Linked DNA regions of Homo sapiens: region 2 is linked to region 1. The links are chromatin loops, found by intact Hi-C in ENCODE. Cell type or tissue: heart right ventricle. All regions are shown on one strand. Each heading gives the region's core, and the rest is flanking DNA. Links, peaks and the distances in the headings are about the cores only.

The links. Peaks named below come from ENCODE experiments on the same cell type or tissue, not always from the same donor. Only the 100,000 strongest peaks of a DNase experiment are listed, where the experiment ranks them.
Region 2: a loop joins it to region 1, with 4 times the contacts of the local background. A loop is called at or near these places in 2 of 110 quality-filtered maps.

What each region holds. Positions count from the first base shown.
Region 1 is chr22:34,011,094-34,021,932 of GRCh38, forward strand. LINC01643 (long intergenic non-protein coding RNA 1643) reads left to right here and starts at 6,339. Exons shown (of 6, transcript NR_183606.1): 1 at 6,339-6,434. RefSeq lists an enhancer at 4,469-5,032. In heart right ventricle, for the core only: no CTCF peak of the experiment used is centred there; no DNase peak of the experiment used is centred there; H3K27me3 peaks cover 471 bases.
Region 2 is chr22:34,070,125-34,080,963 of GRCh38, forward strand. The region is part of intron 1 of LINC01643 (long intergenic non-protein coding RNA 1643); the gene reads left to right. Among named protein-coding and RNA genes, the nearest start is that of LINC01643, 58 kb to the left of the region's middle. In heart right ventricle, for the core only: no CTCF peak of the experiment used is centred there; no DNase peak of the experiment used is centred there; H3K27me3 peaks cover 1,069 bases.

The sequences.
Region 1 (10,839 bases), core at 1,977-6,976:
TCCCAACCTCAGATGATCCGCCTGCCTTGGCCTCCCAAAGTGATGGAATTATAGGCGTGAGCCACCGTGCCTGGCCCTGCTTAAACCTTTCAAAGGCATCTTATAATCCTCAACATACCCTACTAACGTCTGTACTGCAGGCTTTGGGACCCTCATGGACAACCTCTACCCACCCTCCACTAGCACCTCCTGCCTCTCCTCTTGCTCTTCATAGCAGCTGTGCTGGCCATTTTCTCTGGTGTCTTTTGGGTTTTCTCTCTCTCTCTCCTCTTTTCAATGGGACATTATACATTTATTTGTTATGTGTGTAATTTAAGTCTCACAAAAGAAAATAATATGAAGAAGCAATATACAGAGATAATGTCTAAAACTAATAAAAGAAATTAAAACACAGATTGAAAGATTCTTTAAAATCCCAAGAAGGATGTATACGAAGAATATAGAAATTTGTCAGATGACCTAAAATTATGGCTGGCATGTAAACAGAAACAATGGAAGCCAAAAGGCAATGGAATGATACCATCAAAGTGCTTTTTAAAAATAAAGTAATTTCAACTTTTATTACAGATTAAAGGGTATACGTGTAGGTTTGTTACATGGGTAAATTGCATGATGCTGAGGCTTGGGGTTTCAATAATCCTGTCACCCAGGCAGTATGCTTACTTCCAGGTTTTCTCTTTGTCTTTGATTTGTCATCATGCTGGCAGTTTTTAAGCCCTCAAAAGCGTCCAGCTCATTCCTTTCTCAATATCTTAGCACCTGCTATCCACTCTGCTCCCACTTGCTGTCTGGCCAATTTACACTCAACTTTCAGGTCTCAGCTTAAGTACACTTTCCTCTGAGAAGTCTTCTCTGAGCCTCCATTATTTAAAAATTTCTTCTCCTAGCACATTGTAATTTTTCCTCCTACAGAACTTATCATAATTGGTAAATTAAGCATCTACATGTTTGTTTGTGTCTTTTACCACACTCTAAGTTCCAAGGAGGCAAAGATTATGGCTCATTCATCACTCTATACTCAATGTCTATCACAGTACACAGCACATAGTAGGTCTCAATATGTGCAAATTGGATGAATGGATAGAAGGAAGGAGAATCGTAGGGGAAACACATACATCTGGGTTAGAACAGTCGGGGAAGGTCTGTGTATTAGTTTCCTATTCATGCATAGCAGTTACCACAAATGTAGCAGCTTTAAACAACGCACCTTTTCTCACAGTTTTTGTGGGTCAGGAATCTGGCACAGCTTAGATGAGTTCCCTGCTCAGGTCTCAAAAGGCTACAATCAAGGTGTTGCCCACACTGTGGTTCTCATCTGGGGCTTAGAGTCCTCTTCCAAGTTCACTGTGGTTATTATTGTAATCAGTTACTGTGGTTGTAGGACAGGGTCTCAGCTACCTGATACTGCCTTTCTTTAGAGGCAGCTTACAATGTAGCTGTTTGCTTCCTTCTTTGATATTAGCAGGATAATCTCTCCGAGCATTGCTTTTTTCCTAAAATAAACTTTTAACTTAGAGTTGTTTGAGATTTATGAGAAAGTTAAAAGATAACACAGAGTTCCCATATATATCATACCCACTTTTCTCTATTATTAATGTCTCACATTAGTATGGTACATTCTCCAAAACTAGTGAACCAATATTAATGCATTATTATTAACTAAAATCCATACTTTATTCAGATTTCCTTAGGCTTTTTCCTAATATCCTTTCCTGTTCCTTGTTTTTGCATTGTTACATCTTTCTTACATTATAACTCCATTTGCTCATGCAGCAAGCTTTTCTTTTTTTAGAGACAGAGTCTCAATCTGTCACCCAGGCTGGAGTGTAGTGGTGGGATCTCAGCTCACTGCAAACTCCATCTCCTGGGTTCAAGCGATTCTCTTGCCTCAGCCTCCCAAATAGCTGGAATTACAGGTGTGCACTGCCACGCCTGGCTAATTTTTGTATTTTTAGTAGAGATGGAGTTTCATCATGTTGGCAAGGCTGGTCTCGAACTCCTGACCTCAGATGATCCACCCGCCTCAGTCTCCCAAAGTGTTGGGATTATAGGCATGAGCCACCGTGCCTGGCTCATGCAGCAAACTTTTATATCCAGGATGCCACGTTGTATTTATAGTTTATAATATATATTTACAAATGCAGTCAGCCCTCTGTATCCATGCGTTCCCCATCCTGAGATTCAATCAATCTTGGATCAAAAATATTTGGAAATAGAACAATAAAGTTAATAAAAATTAGAAAAACAATATGGTATAGCAACTATTTACATACCATTTATATTATATTAGGTATTATAAGTAATTTAGACATGATTTAATGTATGGGGAGGATGTCCATAGGTTATAGGTAAATACAGTTATCATTCAGGATCCTTGCAGGGATTTTGGTTCCAGGACCACCCGGGGATACCAAAATTCTGGGATACTCAAATCCCTGAGATAAAATGGCATAGTATTTATGTGTAAACTTATGCACATTCTCCTATATACTTTAAGTCATCTCTAGATTATTTATAATACCTAATACTATCTAAATGCTATGTAAATAGTTGTACTCTATTGTTTATGGACTAATGACAAGAAAAAAGTTTGTGCATGTTAAGTACAGACATAATTTTTTTTCAAATATTTTCTGTTTGCAGTTGGTTAAATTTATGGATGTGAAACCCATGGGTACAGAGGGCCGACTGTACTATGCCATTTTATGTAAGAAACTCAAGCATCTCTGAATTTTGGTATACAGGGTCCTGGAACCAATACCCTGTGGATACTGAGGGACAATTATAATTGAAGTCCTCTTTCACATAACACTACATCACTTCACAGGTTGTACATGTATCTTAACACAGTATTCCCAATTCCCTCCTTCCATCTCTTATGATATAGCAGTTATTTATTACACTTATTCATATGATATAATCATCATATATATTATTCTGGTTCTTTGTTCTTTATGCACATCCAGGTTTGTGACCTATATGATTTTCCTCCTGCCCGAAGAACTTATTTTAACACTTATTGTAGGGACATCTGTTAGTGATAAAAATCTTTCCCATTTTTTGTAGGGACATCTGTTAGTGATAAAAATCTTTCCCATTCGTTTGTCTGCGAAAGTCTTTAGTTCTTTATTTTCATAGATATAGATTTCTATGTTAGTGAGTTTGTTTCCTTTCAACTGTACATATTTTGCTTCACTCTCTTTTTGCTTGCATAATTTCTGATGCAAAGTCTCCTGTAATTCTTTTTGTTGTTTTTCTGTAAGTAAAGTGTATTTTCCTTGTGTCTTCTATCAAGATTATTCTATTTTCCTTTGGTTTTCTGCAGTTTGAATATGATACATCTAGATATTTTTGTTTTTACTATTACTGTTATTCTCTGGATCTATTGTTTTATGTTGTCATTAATTATGGAAAATTCTTAGCCATTATTACTTCAAATATTTTTTCTTCTCTATTCTTTTTATAGAAATAGTACTCCAATTATACATATGTTACACCTTTTGATGTTGTCCCACAGTTCTTGAATGCTGTGTTCTGTTTCTATATTTTGTTTTTGTTTTTCCTCTTTGTATTTTATTTTGGGAAGTTTCTATTGACTTATCTTCCAGTTCCCTGATTCTTTTATTGGCTATGTTGAGTCTACTGATGAACCCACTGAAGTCATTCTTTATTTCTGGTACTGTGTTTTTTGGTTTTAGCATTCATTTCATTGATTGTATTTTAGAGTCTCTGCTTATATTACCCATCTATTCTTGAATGTTGTCTCCTTTTCCCATAATATATTAATCATGGTTATTTTAAATTCTCTGTCAGATCATTCTAACATCATATCTGAATTTGATTCTGATGATTGTTTTATCTCTTCACTGTTTTTTCTTGCTTTTTGGCATACCTTGTCATTTTTTTGTTGAAGGCCAGACATATTGAGTGAGGTAACAGGACTTGGGGTAAATAATCTTGCTAGAAGTTGAGCTCTGTTTAATGTTTGTTGTCACTATACTGCCAGAGGCTTCAAAAATCTCCAGTGTCTCCCTTCTTTAATTGTGACTGAATTTTTCTCTTCAGAGAGGATCTGTGTTGCAGGTCTTTCACCTATGAACTGCTGTCATTTTACTGGAGCCCTGTTAGTATAGTGGTAAGGAATGAGTAAAGGGGAACATTCTACAGCCTTCCAGTTAAATCTGTCTTCCAGTGAGCTTGTGTCTTAGAGCTGTGATCTTCACAAGTATTTCTCCAGTCATATAGCTTTTTATTTTTGCCACATCTCCAGTGTTCTTATTTCTTTGAAGCCCTGACCTCTGCTGACTTTCTTTCTTTCTTTTCTCTTTTCTTTTTTTTTTTTTTTTTTTTTGAGATGGAGTTTCACTCTTTCACCCAGGCTGGAGTGAAGGTGGCACAATCTCGACTCACTGCAACCTCCGCCTCCCGGGTTCAAGCCAATTCTCCTGCCTCAGCCTCCCGAGTGGCTGGGACTACAGGGATGCGCCACCAAGCCTGGCTAATTTTTGTATTTTTAGTAGAGATGGGGTTTCACCATGTTGGCCAGGCTGCTCTTGAACTCCTGACCTCAGTTAATCCACCTGCCTTGGCCTCCCAAAGTGCTAGGATTACAGATGTGAGCCACCAAGCCCCGGACCTGCTGACTTTGTTTCTTTTCTTCTTAGGTGAGATGCTGAAGAGGACTGGAATGGGAAGAATTCTTTTCCCTCCAGCTGGATGGCTCTGGAACTTCTCCTGAAGTGTAGCCTTTGTTATGGAAAAGATTAGTCTAGTTGTATTTCTAAAGGATTACTCTTCCTCTCCTCCTACCAGAGCCAGAAAGAGGATCTTTCTTGAATCTCGTAAACTTGGGAAGGTTCCTGGAGGTAAAGTTCACAAATGTGGCAGACCCTGTAAGAATGTGGCTCCTAGGAGTTTCTCACTCACGGCTGTCTACACTCAAGCTCCAGCAATTTGCCAAAACTCCCACTTGAGTCTTCCTACCAGTTTATGATTCCAGAGGTTTCTGCTCTAGGTAAGCAGATCTCATCTGTGTTTCTCTGGACAAGACTGTCTCTCCAGATTTTAGAACAGCAGTTTTTCCCACCTCTTCAGTTCTCTTATGGATCCAATAACTTTATTAATTTTTAGGTTGTCCAGTTTGTTTCATAGTATAAGGGTGGGACAATTTCTAAGCTCTTTATGTGTCTAAGCTGAAACTGGTAGCCCAGTATTAAACTCCTTTGAAGGAGTTTACCTGATTGGGTCAGGCCCTCTCTGGATAAGCTCCCTTTGGATAAACCTAATCTCAGGAGAGATGTTTCACTGTAGTCATAGGTACCACCCACACTTGAGAAGAGGGGGTTCTACAAGGTGTGTGCACTGGGGCTGCAATGTTGAGAGACTGTCTTTGAATTCTGCCTACCACAGCTTGCTGGAGGAGGTGATACCTGAATTTAATTCCAAAGGATGAGTGAAATGAGCTGACCTAAAAGATGGGAAAAGCATGCAAAGCAGAAGGAACAGCATGTGCAAATAAATAAGAAAGAACACAGCATAGATGTTAGCAAGATCCAGATGCTATGCCCAAAGAGATCCAACTGTGTCCATTAAATATGTTCAGTTTTTAAACTATTATCAATTATACCTCAATAAAACTTATAAAAAGGATCCATATGCTGACTTCCTTTACTTTGGGGTCGCATCTTGAGATGAGAAATTTCCTCTGGAGCTCACTTTGAAGAAACAGATAGCTAACCAGCAAGAATTAAATATAAAGAACTCTCTCCATTGACCAAGAGAATCTTGGATTATTAACTCTGAACGTCAGCATGGCGGGGTCACCTCCAGGGATGTTCTAGGTAAGCACGTTTCTTGTATTTGTGGTGGCTGGGTTGATGGATATGGTTATTTCCTTCCAGAAATGTTGCCACCTTAACTCTAATGAACTATAGCTTTAATGAACAAGGTCTTTCCACAGAAGTGTTGTGTCTCTTCAATTATGTCTTGTTAAGCAAACCTTTTCCTTATTTTCTTTCCCCAAACAAAAAGGTAAAAAAAAAAAGAAAAGGAAAAAAAACCCCAAAAACCAAAAACTCTACAACTTTTTTTTTTTTTAATCCAGGGGAAAGGAGTTGGAATAATTATAGATTGTTTCCCTCTTGTAATTATATAAATGTTATTCTTTGTGTGGACTGTCCTTTCACTGGACATTTTTTTAATCAAAGATGTTTACATTTCTGCAACACATTTGAAACAAACGAAGCAGCCATCCTGCAGGGAAATGGCATTGATGGTTGCCATGGGAACTGTGTGAAGTCACGGAAAGTAGATTATCTCATAATGCATTACCCAGTGTCAGAAACAGGCAGCCTGACTAGAGAACAAACTACCAATTAACGAGCGAGGAAACAGGGCCAGAGAATTGGAACAAAATACAAGGCTGCCTCTGAAAGGTCATGTTCAAGCTAATTTATTGGTTATTTTGCTCTACCCAAACCCAATTATTCTGATTGATTTCCACCCATATAAATCTACTGTAACCAGTTCAGACTTCTGTATGAAGAATATCCAGAAAAGTAGAATTTTATATTTTGGAGAAATTTTCAGGATTAGTTTTTTTTTTTTTTTTAAATCCTTTTGCTCACTCAGTGACATTTTTCAGTTATTATCTTTGTATTTATGAAAACATTTGGGCGGCAGTACATGTAATTAAAGGTGTGAGTTCTAGCATCAAATTGTTTGAGTAAGAATTCCAGCTTTACCTCTTTTTAGTTTTTCGGTTTTGTACAAATAACTATGCCTCTAAGCCTTGGCTTCCTTGATTTTAAAGTGGGAATAATAATACCATCTATTTCTATATCTTGTAGGCTTATTTTGTGGATTAAATGAAACTAATCCAAACAAAGAGCATAATGCCTGTGTTTTATAAGGGTTTGGTGGTGTTTATCTAAAGAAGGTATCCAGATTTTCTACATTAAATGAGGCCTGTTTTTGCAAAGTCAGGAATTAAAAAAAAAAAAAAAGCTCATCTTGTTAAAAAAAGAAAAAGAGAGAAAAATATGTGTTGATTACAAAGTCTAACTTCAACTGTCATCAAAATCACCTAGAGAGCTTTATCAAACCGTAGGTTTTAGGGGCCCACTCCAGACCTACTGATGAGAATCTCTTGGTACGGGGCACAGATACGTGCATTCTAAATGACCTCCCTGAGTAAGTCTGTTTCAAATTAGCCAGCCTAAGAATCCCTTGTCTCCTAAGAGTCATTTGGTTAAAATGTGTCCATTGGAACGCATTTTTCTAAATCCCATTTTCTGGGTTTGGTCAGCTCATGCGGGGTGCTGCCTGGGTAATGAAAATTTTAACAGGCCTTTAAGGTGATTCTGATGCAGGTAGTACGAAAAGTATAAAGTATAAAAAAGAGTCTCTCCAGGTCCTTTTCCCACTCAACCTCACTTTACCACTTGGAAAAAGAGGCTCTCATGATGTTCACAGCTGCTTAGGAGTATGGATGGTTTTTCACAGGAAGAACAAAGAGGCTAAAACTTCTTTCTTACATGTAGAAAGCTGTTCTCTCTATCTCTTTGGTAACCCAGGCTGCTTCCTTTCCTCTACTTTCCTTATAAGGCCAAATAGAAACCAGGCTGGAGGCCAGGCGTGGTGGCTTATGCCTGTGATCTCAGCACTTTGGGAGGCCGAGGCGGGTAGATCACAAAGTCAAGAGATCGAGATCATCCCAGCCAACATGGTGAAACACTATCTCTACTAAAAATACAAAAATTAGCTGGGTGTGGTGGCACATGCCTGTAATCCCAGCTACTTGGGAGGCTGAGGCAGGAGAATCTCTTGAACCCGGGAGGCAGAGGTTGCAGTGAGACGAGATCACACCACTGCACTCCAGCCTGGAGGCAGAGCAAGGCTCCATCTCAAAAAAAAAAAAAAAAAAAAAAAGACGAAAGGAACCAGGCTGTGACCACTGGGAAGGAAGCCCCCCATGAGTGGTTTAGCCACTTCTATTCTCAGTGAGGAAAAAAACATCCCCTTTGGACTTGTTCTTCTTCATCTCCTTTAGTTACTGGAATTGAGAGAGTCAAGGAAATGATGTGCTGGCTTAACAACTGGGTCTCAGAAAAACATATACACACACAAACAAGCCCTGATTTGTAGCCCTTGCTGATTCCCATGGTGTAAATACACCAACCTACGGCTGATTTCAAGCTGACAACCATGACGTTACTGTACACAGATGTCGGAAGAGACAGGGACAATCTGTTCTCCTGAGCCAATCCAAGCCAGCTCCAGTACATCTCTGGGCCATATCAGATGACTAGATTGTGGACCCATTAGAAATAAAGCCACAAAGGAACAGGCCACGTGACTGAGGTCACCTAGCCTTGGCCTTAAGCCGGAGGGACAGGTGAGGGTCTTCCTTACTGATGTGTGACTCAGCTCAGTTTCCCAGGGTAGACAACCACAAAAAAAAAAGTGTAAATAAATTTCTTTGCAAACGCTGCCTTCAGTAGGTTGGTAGTTGCTGCTCGGGGTGCTGTGTAGAAGGATGCAGAGGCCCTCTGTTGGCCTCACAGGATGATTACTAGGATCCCTAGTGAGGTTTGAAGTGAACACGGAAGAGAGGAGTGAAGGCACATGTGTTTGCCATCTGTGTTGTGGGGATTCCATTCACTCATTCATTCAGAGAATACTGAGTTTCCATTAAGTTTCAGGCACTGTTCTAGGCACTGAAAGTAAAGGGAAGAGTGAGATAAAGTTCATGCGGAGTTTTGTGGGATTGGGCCTAAAGCTCTAATTAGTAATAAGAATTTCCCATCTGCATGCAGTTTTTATACCTAAATAGGTAGTTTGCCAAGAATTCAAGGGTCTTATTCAAATAGCTTTCCATTAGAAAAATGAATGAATTCAGTATTGAGAGAGGCTCTAGGTCAAGACCCATCTCTGGAAGGAAGAAAAGGAAATGAAAGTACAACTGTAGGAGAGGAATAAAGAATACCTGTTCTGTCAAAGAAGATGCATCCAATGATATTTCATTTTCAGGAAGGAATGAATGAATAGACAAATAACTTAATATATTTTCAGTTGTGGGCATTTCCTATGCGAAGACAAAAACTCTGTGGTCTAGCTAATGCATGTGGGGCTTAATACCTAGATGATGGGTTGATAGGTGCAGCAAACCACCATGGCACACCTTTACCTATATAACAAACCTGCACATCTTGCACATGTATCCCGGAACTTAAAATTAAAAAAAAAAAAACAATTCTGTGATCTTACACACAGAGATAAGTTGGTTCTGTAGAAAGATGCAAAGATTTTGAAGACTGATAGGAATGGATTTGAATTCTACTTCTGCCACGTTCTTAATTTTCCTTCAGCAAATGTGTACTGAATGCCTATTTTCTGCCATGTCCTATACTAGGTACTGGGAAGCATAGGGGAGTAAGATCCTGCCCTCTCTTTAGGGAGCTCATGGTCTATTTAAGAGCTGTGTGAGAGGTGTAGGGCAAGATAGTGAACTTCACCAACTTAATGCGTAAAATGCATATAATAACTTTTTTTTGAGATGGGGTCTTACTCTGTCACTCAGGCTGGAGTTCAGTGGTGCAATCTTGGTTCACTGTAACCTCCACCTCCCGCGTTCAAGTGATTCTACTGCCTCAGCTTCCCGAGTAGCTGGGATTACAGGCACATGCCACCATGCCCAACTAATTTTTGTGTTTTTTTGTAGAGACGGGGTTTTGCCTCGTTGGCCAGGCTGGTCTCGAACTCCTGGCCTCAGGTGATCCACCCGTCTTGGCGTATAATAACATTTCTGATGTGCAAATGCTGCCTTCTGCATTCTTCTAATAATACTATTTAAGGGCATGGGGGATTGGATGAGACAATGCAAAAAAACAAAACTAGTGCCTAGAGACACCCAACGTACATTGGTTTCTTTGTCCATGTTCCATTCCATGTTTCCTTTATAGCTGTTGGAGGTTAGGGCCACTCACGTGATGTGTTCTCTGCCTGCTCCTCTAATCTGGTCAAAATAAAAATCAAGAGCAGCCTCAGGAGGAAAATAACTCACAAAAATGCAACATGGGGTTGGAGGAGTTGGCCTGATGTCTGGAGGCTCTTTCTCATGTGATTTGCTTCACCTGATTCTAAGTCCACCTTACCTTGGCAACCATAAATTTTACCCTAAAAATCCACTTACATTTCAGTTGTTCAGGACTTGAAATAGTTTCTCCACAAAGAGGATGTTTTAATTGGTTTGAGGGCGACCCACATGAAGTTGACATGCAATTTCATCTAACTTATAAGTTCTAGAGGTTCCCTGAACCCCAGGCTTCCATGAATATTGAGTTATCAGGGGACACTAGGCTGAGATTCAAGAACCTGGCCCTGGGTAGCATGAGTGGAAGCTCTCTCTGCAACAGCCAGAGATGGTAGTGCTGATCAACTCATTATCAATATAAAATGATAATTAGTAATGGTAATATATTAGAGATGGTCTCTATGTAAGCTTCACACGTTTTGCTATCTTTTCCCTCTTGCTTTCTCTCTCTGTTTTTTTTTTTTTTTTGAGATGGAGTCTTGCTCTGTTGCCCAGGCTGGAGGGCAGTGGTGCCATCTCCACTCATTGCAACCTCTGCCTCCCAGGTTCAAGCTAGTCTCCTGCCTCAGCCTCCCCAGTAGCTGGGACTGCAGGCATGGACCACCATGCCCAGCTAATTTTTTTTGTATTTTTAGTGGAGACAGGATTTCACCATGTTGGCCAGGCTGGTCTTGAACTCCTGACCTTGTGATCTGCCTGCCTTGGCCTCCCAAAGTGCTGGGATTACCGGTGTGAGCCACCGTGCC
Region 2 (10,839 bases), core at 1,862-6,861, 59 kb after region 1:
GCAAGCACAGGATGCAGAAGAACCTCACATACACATGTCCAACCTGGCATTTAGCATTTTTTCTTCTTAATTCTAATCATCCTCGGCTTTCTCTTGTGGGGGATGGCTCACCATCTGTCCACTCTTACAAGCGAGGAGCATGAGGCTCATCCTGGATTCCTTCCTCTCTTACCTCCCACCTCCAATCAGGCACTGAGTTATGTTGATCCTCCTGGGACATATCTCCCAAACTCCTCCATCCCCAGCATCTCCAGCTTGGTACAACTCTCCATATTTCTCACCACCGGTTTTCCGGTAGTTTCTTAACTAGCTTCCTTCTCTGCTTCCTCCAGTTTATCTTTAAAACTGCAAATAGAGTTTTCCTCCTAAAGACTATGAATCTGATCATGGTAGAAGTCCATAATCTTTTATCTAAAACTTTGAGACTTCCAGAAATTCAGAATCTTTTGGATGGAGGAATAGCCAGATGTAGTGTATTATGTAGGTCTGGCATTGTACTATGGGCAGTACCCCACACCCAAACATGTAAGAGTGAAATACATGAATATTCACATGAAGAGGGATAAATAAAGACCATAAATAGCCTCCTGTACATTCAGACAGTGTTTGCTGCCAAGTGATTTTGTGCCAAACTTAGGAAAAAACCTTCAGTTGTCAGTTTTTAAAATTTCAAGAGAGTGGATAAAGGATCGTGGTCTTGTACTTTCTTTCTCGAAAATTCTCTAGTTTCTTATTGTCTCTTTCAGCAGGGTTTGAAAAACAGTGGAGAAGACGAGCTCAGAGGTTATGCAACAGCAGGATGGTCTATTATGTGCCAGGCCTCACCATGGACTAGGAGGCCCTTTGCAACCTAATTCCTGCCCACCTCTTGACCTGAATTTGCACTGCTGTGTCTCCTTCCTCTTCCCTTTGCCCTACCTTACCAGTAGACATTTCTGTTCTTGAAATAGTCCTGACTCAGGCTTTGCACATGCTATTCCCTTGTCTTAAATGCCTCCCTTCTATATGTAGCTGGTTTCTTCTCATTCTGACTTCACCTTAAATATCATCATCTTTTCACTCCATCCTACTAAATATTTCTTCCACTTTCCCCTAGAGAAGGCGATTGGCTTGCCACCTGTTCTGTTTCATTCCTTATTCCTTTACTATTGTCTATTATTCTTTTCCTGTTGTCTAAGGCTGCTTTCATAGTACAACAGGAGAGTTGAGTAGTTGCAACAGACTGTGTGGCCCCAAAGCCAAAAATATTTACTCTCTGGCTCTTCACAAGACAGGTTTGCCAGACCATGCCCTGGAGTTATTATATAGCAATCAGCTATATGATCTTTATTACATTACTCTATGAAATTATCTTATGTGTTATTTCATTCTCTTCTTCTCTACTGGAATGTGAATTTTATGAGAGTAGGGACCTTGCCTCTGTTTGCTCATGGCTATAATCCCAGAGCATCTGAAGACATTCAATAACATATTTTGTTTGCAGGACTAAATTAATACATGCTGGGTATATGTTGTGAGCAAAGTTGGTCTGACAACCTGCTAAGGGGCTCAACCTGCCACATATGTACCAGGTGGGGGAGGAAAGAATGGGATCAGGAGGTGGAGTGTATTTTCCATCTTTGGATTTTGGTTTCTCAAAGTAAGTAGCCACCCACCTTCCCATATCTGTCATTTAAAATGTGTCTTAGTTTGTTTTGTTTCGTGCTGCTATAGCAGAACACCTGAGACTGGGTAGTTTATAAAGAAGAAAGATTTATTTCTTATAGTTCTGGAGGCAGGGGAGTCCAAGATCAAGGTGTCAGCAGCTTTGGAGTCTGGTGAGGGCTTGTTCTCTTTTCCCAAGATGGTACCTTGAACACTGCGGGAAACTGTTCCTCACATGATGCAAGAATGGAAGAGAAAAGTGAGGGAGAGGGAGAGAGGCAGAGAGAGAGAGAGAGGAGGAAGACAGACAGAGAGAATGAAGTGGGGGGAGAAAGAGAGAGAGAGACCAAACTCATGCTTTTACAAGGAACTCACTTCCATGATAATGCATTAATTTACTCACTTCTGCCTCATGGCCTAATCGCCTCTCATGAAGCCCCACTTGTCAACACTATTGCATTGGAGATTAAGTTTTTAACTTTTTTTTTTTGGGGGGGGATGCATTCAAACCACAGCAAAGCATGAAAATAAAATGCAAAAAATCAATTTCACAGCCCAGCTTAGGATTTAATGGTGCGCTATCTACAATAGGCTATTGAGGTAATGAGGCTCCCAACCTTCTCAAAGGGCTCCTGCAACCACGTGGCAAAAATGCATGCAGCTGGCTCAGGCCACTTCCCTCCAAGACACCAAACCTCCTTCAAAATCAGCACATTATTAAAATATTTTGGTTCCTAACACTCCCCTGGCTTTGTTGACTCACAAAAATGGCTTTACCACCCCCACAATGGGGCTGTAATTGATGGAAGCCATCATCCTTTACATAGTGCTTTCTTGGGTACAAATGATTCTTTACAGAAAGAGAAGGACACCAGCTTTTCCCAAATTACATTTTGCTGGATAAATCAATAGCAATGACTTTCAGGCTCAGGAAGTACTTTTGAGGAGGAAAAGATGCTCGTTCAAGTGAAGGTGGGTTGGGGAGTAGGAAGAGGCAGCCGGGCCGTGCTGGGTAGATTTCACACTCAGGCACCATCTGCTGGATGTGGAGGAGAGATGGAAGCATGTCCTCTCTATAGGCGTCTGAGTAATGGGGATGTGTTATTTTAGAAACCCTGAGCATACAATAACCACTCTTGACTCCTGTCTTTTCCTTACTGTCTGCACCCAGTACACCAGTAAATTCTGTAGGTGCCACTTCTGAAATATTTTCTGCCCCATTATCACCATTAGTACATCTTGGTCAGCCACTGTCAGCTCACACTTGGACTAATGCAGTGGCCTCCTAACTGGTTTTCCTGCATCTACTCCTGCTATAGCTTCAAAAACTCATTCTTGTCAGCTCAGCCAGAGTGATCTCACCAAAACATAAGGCCATCTGTTCTGCTTAAAACCCTCTTGATGTGCTCACCATGGCCCAGGAGGCCAAACAGTCCTGCTGTTGCATAGTCTTTGAGCTCATCTCCTCCGCCCTTTCTTCACTCCCATCCTTGGTCCCCTTGCCGTACCCCCAACACCCTAAGCTTGCTCCTCCCGAAAGCCCTTCCCCAGGATGCTCATTCTTCCTAGCCCAGTGTTGCTGATTTTCCCGTCGGCTGCTTCTGGTCATACGGATCTCAGCTCAAATGTCACCTCCTCAGGGAGGCTGCTCTGACCTCTTGTCTATAAGAGCTCTTCAGTGACTTTCTCTCATATCTCTGCATTATTGTCTTCATCGCACTCATCCCTCTCTAAAATATCCTGTTTCTTTCTTTCTTTTTTTTTTTTTTTTTTGAGACGGAGTCTCACTCCGTCACCCAGGCTGGAGTGCAGTGGCGTGATCTCGTTTCACTGCAACTCTGCCTCCCAGGTTCAAGTGATTCTCCTGCCTCAGGCTCCCAAGTAGCTGGGCTTACAGGCATGTACCACCATGGCTGGCTAATTTTTGTAGTTTTGGTAGAGACAGGGCCTCATCACATTGGCCAGGCTGGCGTCAAACTCCTGTTTCTTTATTTCTGTACTTGCTTCTTATCTCTCTTGCTTTGCTTAATGCTTCAGCCCAACACTGGGCATAACGCTTGTGTGCCCAATGCAGAATAGGCACTTAAGAAATAGCTATTGCAGGTCTGAATGCTACTTACCTAAAAGTAGTGAGTCCCTTATTGAAGAACTGATCATTCATTCATTCAGTACATTTCCTGAGTGCCTTCTTGCTGCCAGCAACTGTGCTAGATAAATTCTGTAGGCAGAAATAAGAAGACACAGTGCCGCCCCTAGGTAACTTTTTCTATGGGGTGGACAACTGATGTACCACTGGTGGCAGGCAGAGGTTTCAGCCTGGTAAGTGCAAGTTCACAGAGCCGTGGACAACAACAACAACAACAATAAAAATCTTGCAGGATCACCCAAGGCTAGAACTGATATCCTTCAATAGAGTGGAGAAGACTTCCTAGAGGAGGCAGCATTTGAGTTGGGTTTCATAGGATGATTAGGAGATTGCTGTGAAAAGGGATGGAAGGGATCTAATGACTGGTCAAAACTAAATATAGCAGAAGTAGAAATAATGTGGGAAGATTAAGAAGGAGATAGATTTCCATAAAGCTTTGATTCTATGTTATTTCCAGCAATGAAAAGAAAGAAGAGGGAGAGAGAGGGTGTTCCAGGGAGAGAGGAGAAGTGGATGTGAACAGCCATTCTTTACCTTCAGTCTTTTCTTCCAAGTGATTGTGATGCTATATTCCTTCAATTAGTTATCCCACAAACACTGAGCACTCCAGTGTCAGGTGCGCCCAGGTGCTGGGGATACAGTAGTGAACAAGACGGGTGATAACATGCTCTTGGGCAGTTCGTAGTCCAGAAAAGGACAGATTTGTGGACAGAAAGCCTAGTGTGGATGTGGTCCATCTGCTCAGCGTTTTATCTGGGAAACTGAGTCCTTGCAGCATTGGCAGGAAGGGTATGGTGGTTACACGCACAGGCTCTGGAATCTGATCATACCCAGGTTCTAATCTGGCCTCTGACATTAACTGGATGTCTGATGTTGGAATCAGAGTTTCCTCTGGAGAAGCTGTGGGTCTCAGTTTTCTCTCAGGTAGTGAAATAAAGCAGATCATCTGGTTTCACTGAAGCAAGGGGATGAACTGAAATAATGCATGTAAAATGACTAGTGATGTCTAGCATATCACAGGTGCTCAGTGCACGCAGCTGTTGTTACCATCATGGCCCCTGTTAGTAGAGCCCTTACTATGGGCCAGGCTGTGTGCTAAGTGCTTTACTTGGAGTTTTCCAGTTGTCTTAGTCTGTTCAGGCTGTTGACAAAATACTGTCAGCTGGGTGGCTTATAAACCACAGAATTTTTTTTCTCATAGTTCTGGAGGCTTAGAAGTTTAAGATCAAGATGCTGGCAGACTTGGTGTCTGGTAAGGGCCCGTTTCCTGGTTCCTAGATGGCTGTCTTCTCACTGTATCCTCACATGGCAGAAGGGGGAAGGGAGATCTCTGGGTCTCTTTTAATAGGGGCATTAATCCTATTCATGAGGGTTCCATCTTTATTACCTAAGCACTTCCCAAAGGCCCCACCTCCTAATATAATCACATTGGTGATTATGTTGCAACATGTGAATACTGGGTGGATACAAGCATTCAGACCATTGTATGAGTGAATCTGCACAACTCAATGACAGAGGTATTATTATCATTATTATTATTATCTACCTTTTATAGCCAAAGATGCTGAACAAAGGCATTAAGTAAATTTCACAAGGTGATACAGCTAGTAGGTCACTCCAGCAGTGGGTAACTTCAGAACACTCTGGGCAGTACCTTTTCTCCTGATGGCCACAGAGACCCTGCTGCTCCCCTGGGCCAGGTCTGGGCAGCTACCAAAGACTCACCCGATGTGACATCTGCCCAAACAATGTCTGAGACTTTCTTCAGAACTCCTGACCTCTTCTTCTGACCCTTCAGCCCACTGACTGTTACTGTAGGCCTGCAGTTTGCCTTCTGACCCTCAGTTTCTGTATCTGTCAAATGAGGGAGTTGTACCCAAGCACTCCTGAGATTCTGAATCCCTACATTGCAGGAGAGGCTGTTGGGATGAACTGAGCAGCAAAAAGAAGGCCTCTGGGCCCTCCCTGAGAGCCTGAGCATTTTGGAGGGAGCTCCTGACCTCACTTTGTGAGTCACTGCTTGTTTCAGGGAGAGCACTGTCTTCTGGCTCTCCTCTCCTCCCGCTGGCACCCTTGTTTGAAATTCATTCCTACAGGATTATCTGGCAAAGTGCGTGACCCTGGGCTCCAAGGGGTCCTCAGGACAAGTTTAGGCAGAGTGGAAGCATAGCTCTGTGATTCTAGTGAACAGCTGAGATTGCTTCCAGGCAGCAGTGAAGCCGGGATATTTATGGGAGAAAGATCCTTTGCCCCTTCTTAAATTAATTGCACTTGACAGGGGTCAGCCCTCCTTCACCCCCAGAATCCATCGCAGTGAGGGAGGTTGTTCTCCCCTCTGCACAGACAAAACCCAACAAGGATGTCTGAGCTGCCTCAGACGAGGTATCTGACCTCAGGTTGGAGGACCTGAATTCCAGTTTTGACTCTTTCACGGCCAGTGTGGTGGTCTTGGCCAAGTCACATTGTCTCTCTGTGGCTCAGGTCCCATCTGGAAGATGGAAATAATATTTTCCTTACAGAGTAATAGTGAGAAACATGAAACAATGAGCAGGTGAAAGCTTCACCCAAAGCGCCCTGGACCCATGTAAGTGCTCAATGCATGTGAAGAATGAATGAAAGTAGAGGGATATTTGGGCCCAATGAGGAAGACTCTTTGAGGAGTCATACCTGTCCCAGGAAGGGGTCTTCTGGCTCTGAAGGTCATGAGATCTCATTTACTTGGTCAGACTAAGGTAGGACAGCCACTTGGCACTTGGGTAAGTTTCTTCATCTGTTTTGTTCATGGCTCTGTGTTGCTTATATTTCAGCACCTGGCACAGCACAAAATAGGTGCTCAAGAAATGCCTGGATGAACGAATGATTTGACAGAATGAATTGACGCAGTGGATGGGGTGCAGGGTTAGGCTGGAGAGTGTTTAAACTTGCTTCCAGTTCAGAGACTTTATGAATGTTTGAACTTTAGAGGGGGCCTTAACAACAGTATTCTCTATGCTTTCATGAATTAACCACTGCCCAGCCTTAGCCATCTCAGGCAAATGCTGGTCTGAGGGAGAAAGACAAAGACCATCTCTTCCTTTGGGTTACCTGGAGAGGGTGTTCGGAGAAGGAAATAGGGCTGTTTATGGAAGAAATGACCTTTTCTGCCCTTTGTGCCACCTGCCCACCCCCACTTCTGAGGATCAGGACTCTGAGACAGGGAGAGGGGAGGTTCCTTCCTATTGGACACACTTGACCCTCTTCTATTAATTCACTTGGCTTTCTGAGACTGCTGAACATGCTTCAATCTTCCCCTACAGTTGGCATTTGTGTCTATGCAGAGAGCATGGTTGGAGAGATTAGAGGGAGGAGATACTGACAGGAGGGCAGAAACAACAGCTTCCTGCTCATCTCTACAAGGCAGAGTGATTTTCAGCCAGGTTTTTCTTCCTCCCAGACACCCCAGCCTCCCTAAGTTCTCTCCCTGGTCATCCACTGCTCTTATCTGCATTTCCTCAGGCCCAGGGAGTATCTGAGAAGGGAGAACTATAAATTATGCTGTCAAATTGGATGGTACAAGAAGGTGGCAAGGAGATGAGAGGCAGGGCCTTTCCAGATAGCAACCAGATGAAAACAGGTTATAAATAAGGCATGGGGGGCCACCGTCTACACACTCTGTCCTTGACTTCTGTACGCAGGCTCCATGTTCTTGGCAGCCAGCCAAAGGCCGGTCTACAGATTTATTTCCTTACCTCGCCTGGCATGAAATTGTACTCTGGATTGCACCTGTGAGCAGCCCATTCACATTGCCTGGTTTTTGACCCAGTTCTCTTTTTCCTTTTTGTCTAAAAGGATGAGCCATGTGACGAACTGAATATTTGTGTTCACCCCACACCCCTAACAAACCCTGAATTCATATATCAAAGCCCTAATCTCCAGTGTAATGGTATTTGGAGGTGGGGCCTTTGGGAGGTAATTAGTTTTAGATTAGGTCATGACCATAGAGCCCCAATGATGGGATTAGTGTCCTTATATAAAGAGGAAGAGACTGCAGCCCACTGTCTCCCCACCAAATGAGGATACAGCAAGAAGGTGGCCATATGTAAGCCAAAAAGAGGACCCTCACCAGACACTGAGTCTGCTGGCACTGTGATCTTGTACTTCTTAGCCTCCAGAACTATGAGAAATAAAAGTATCACTTACGTTATCCAATGTGTGGTATTCTGCTCTAGCAGCCTGAGTAGACTTAGACAAGCTGCAAAAGCCAACTGGATTGTGGGCTCCATGAGGTTGAGTCCGATTTATCTTTGAAACCCTCTGGGTCTAGCTCAGCAGATGTGGTTACAGAATAAGTAATTGTAAAATGAATGAGTGAACAATTTTTTTCCCAAAGGCAATTGCCTGTTCTTACTACCATCTTATTTCTCCAGATTGTTCCTGATCTTCTTTTGCTTCATGTAAGTATGAATATGTAAACGTGCATATGGCTGCAAATAAAAGAAAACCTGGATGATCGTGGATGACACCATTAAGCATTTGTTGTTTTCTTAACAAGACAGGAGGTAGGCAGTCCCAAGTTTAGTTCATTGTCTCAACAATGTCATCAGGAACCCAGGTCCTTCTGCCACTTCCTATTTCGCTGTCCGCTGGACACTTCCCATGAATCCTGTTGATTTATGTGAACCTTCTCTTTTTCCATACAGATTTTTTTAGGTTGAAGATAAGCCTTTAGTGCACTGGTTGTAAACTGATGGCTTCATGACATTTGTGTTTAGCTTTCAATATTTAAAAAAAAATTTCGGTTAGCTTCCAACATTAACCTAAAAAGCTTCCGCACAGCAAATGAAAAAATCAACAGAGTGAACAGAAAACCTGCAGAATGGGAAAAAATATTTGCAAACTATGTAACCAGCAGGGGACTAATACTGGGAATTTATAAGGAATTCAGACAACTCAACAACAACAACAAAATCAATCTCATTAAAAAGTGAGCAAAGGATATGAATAGATATTTTTCAAAAGAAGACATACAAATGGCTAAAAAGCATATGAAAAACTGCTCAACATCACTAATCATCAGAGAGATGCAAATTAAAACCACAATGAGATATAATTTTGCACCAGCCAGAATGGCTATTATTAGAAAGACAAAAAATAACAGATGTTGGCAAAGATGCAGAGAAAAGGGAACGTTTATACAGTGTTGGTGGAAGTGTAAATTAGTACAACCTCCATGGAAAACAGCATGGAGATTCCTCAAAAAACTGAAAATAAAACTACCATTCGACCCATTAATCCCTCTACTTAGTATCTACCAAAGGAAAAGAAATGCTTGTATCAAAAGTATGCCTACACTTGTATGTTTATTGCAGCACTATTCACAATAGCAAAGATATAAAATCAGCCTAAGTGTCCATTAATGGATGCTTGGATAAAGCAGATGTGGCACATATACATAATAGAATATTAGTCAGCCATGAAAAAGAATAAAATCATGTCTTTTGCAGGAACATAGATGAAACTGGAGGTCATTATCTTAAGTAAAAGAATTCAGACACCAGAAAAACAAATACTGCATATTCTCAGTGATAAGTAGGAGTTAAACATGTAACACATGGATATCGAGTGTAGAATGACAGATAGTGGAGACTTGGAAGGGTAGGGGTGCAGGAGGAGGGTGGGTAATGAGACATTCCTTCATGGGTACAATGTTGGTTTTTCAGGTGATGGATATACTAAAAGCCTTGGCTTCACCATTATGTAATCTATCCATGTTACACATTTCCACTTGTACCTCATGAATGCATACAAATACAACATTTTAAAAAATATGGGATGTTTTACATGAAACTCCAGAATTTTGAATTCACTTTAAAAATTACAAAATCTGGAAACACGGCATAGCCACAGTGAGCAGAAACTGGTGGTGGTTGCCCTCTTTAAATAGAATGAGTGTGGTCCAGTTGTCCCGGGTTCCACCACTCCTTACTGGTTACATCAGATCGGCTTTACTCATTCATGTTACCTAAAACATCCCTGTAGGTAATTGAGTCTGAACCCCTACTTTAAAGGACTTTCACTCCTTTGGTCTGTGGTTTAAGGCCATCCGGGCAAAAGCTTTGTTAGCTACTCACTCCCTGGATTGCTCTAGACTACATCACCAAATCATCAATTGTTGGTTCTTTGTGGATTCCACCCATTGGCTCTGTAGGAATCTCCAACTGTCCCACTCTTTGAACTGATGTTTTAAACATCCCACTTCAAAATGTGAGGCACTATTAAGGTTTTGCGTGCATGAGACTATAAATTAATATACTAATGTTGTAATAGATTTGGAAAATACAGAATAATGTAAAGCAATGAGAATCAATCATTATTTCACCACTCATATAAGCCTATTAATACTTATGAATGTGTATATTAATAACATACTGGATTTATTGGGCACTTACAATATGTTAAGCTCTATTTTAAGTGCTGTACATACATTATTTTATTCGATTCTCCAAACATCCTTACGAGGTAGATATTATTCTTATCTTCCTTTCACAAATGACAAAGTTGAGTCATAAAGAAGTTTAATACACACAACTAAGGACACACAACTAATACATGTTGAAGTCTTGCTTTAAATCAAGCAGTCTGGCTCTAGGATGCACATTCTTGTAAATGACACCACACTACTCGGTATGTGCGTGCATGCCTATTTCATTTATAGTTTACTGGAGATTGCATCAACCACTCTGGGAAATAGTGCAATGAAAATCCCCTGCTGAGTTTTTAAGGAACTCACTGAAATGACCCAAGTAAGCCCTAGTATTTGGGAGTAGTTCCCCTTATTTTTCTGTTTCAATTGCTATTCCCTCTTAGCTTCCTCCTAGGCAACCAGAATCCTTGTCTGGTTGACTCAAGGGGTCAAGACATTGGCAAGGCATGTCTTTCTACATTTGGTGTTGCTTATTAATAATGTGAAGCTGATACTTTTTGAATTTTTTTTATTGTACTTTAAGTTCTAGGATTCATGTGCTGAACGTGCAGGTTTGTTACATAGGTATACATGTGCCGTGGTGGTT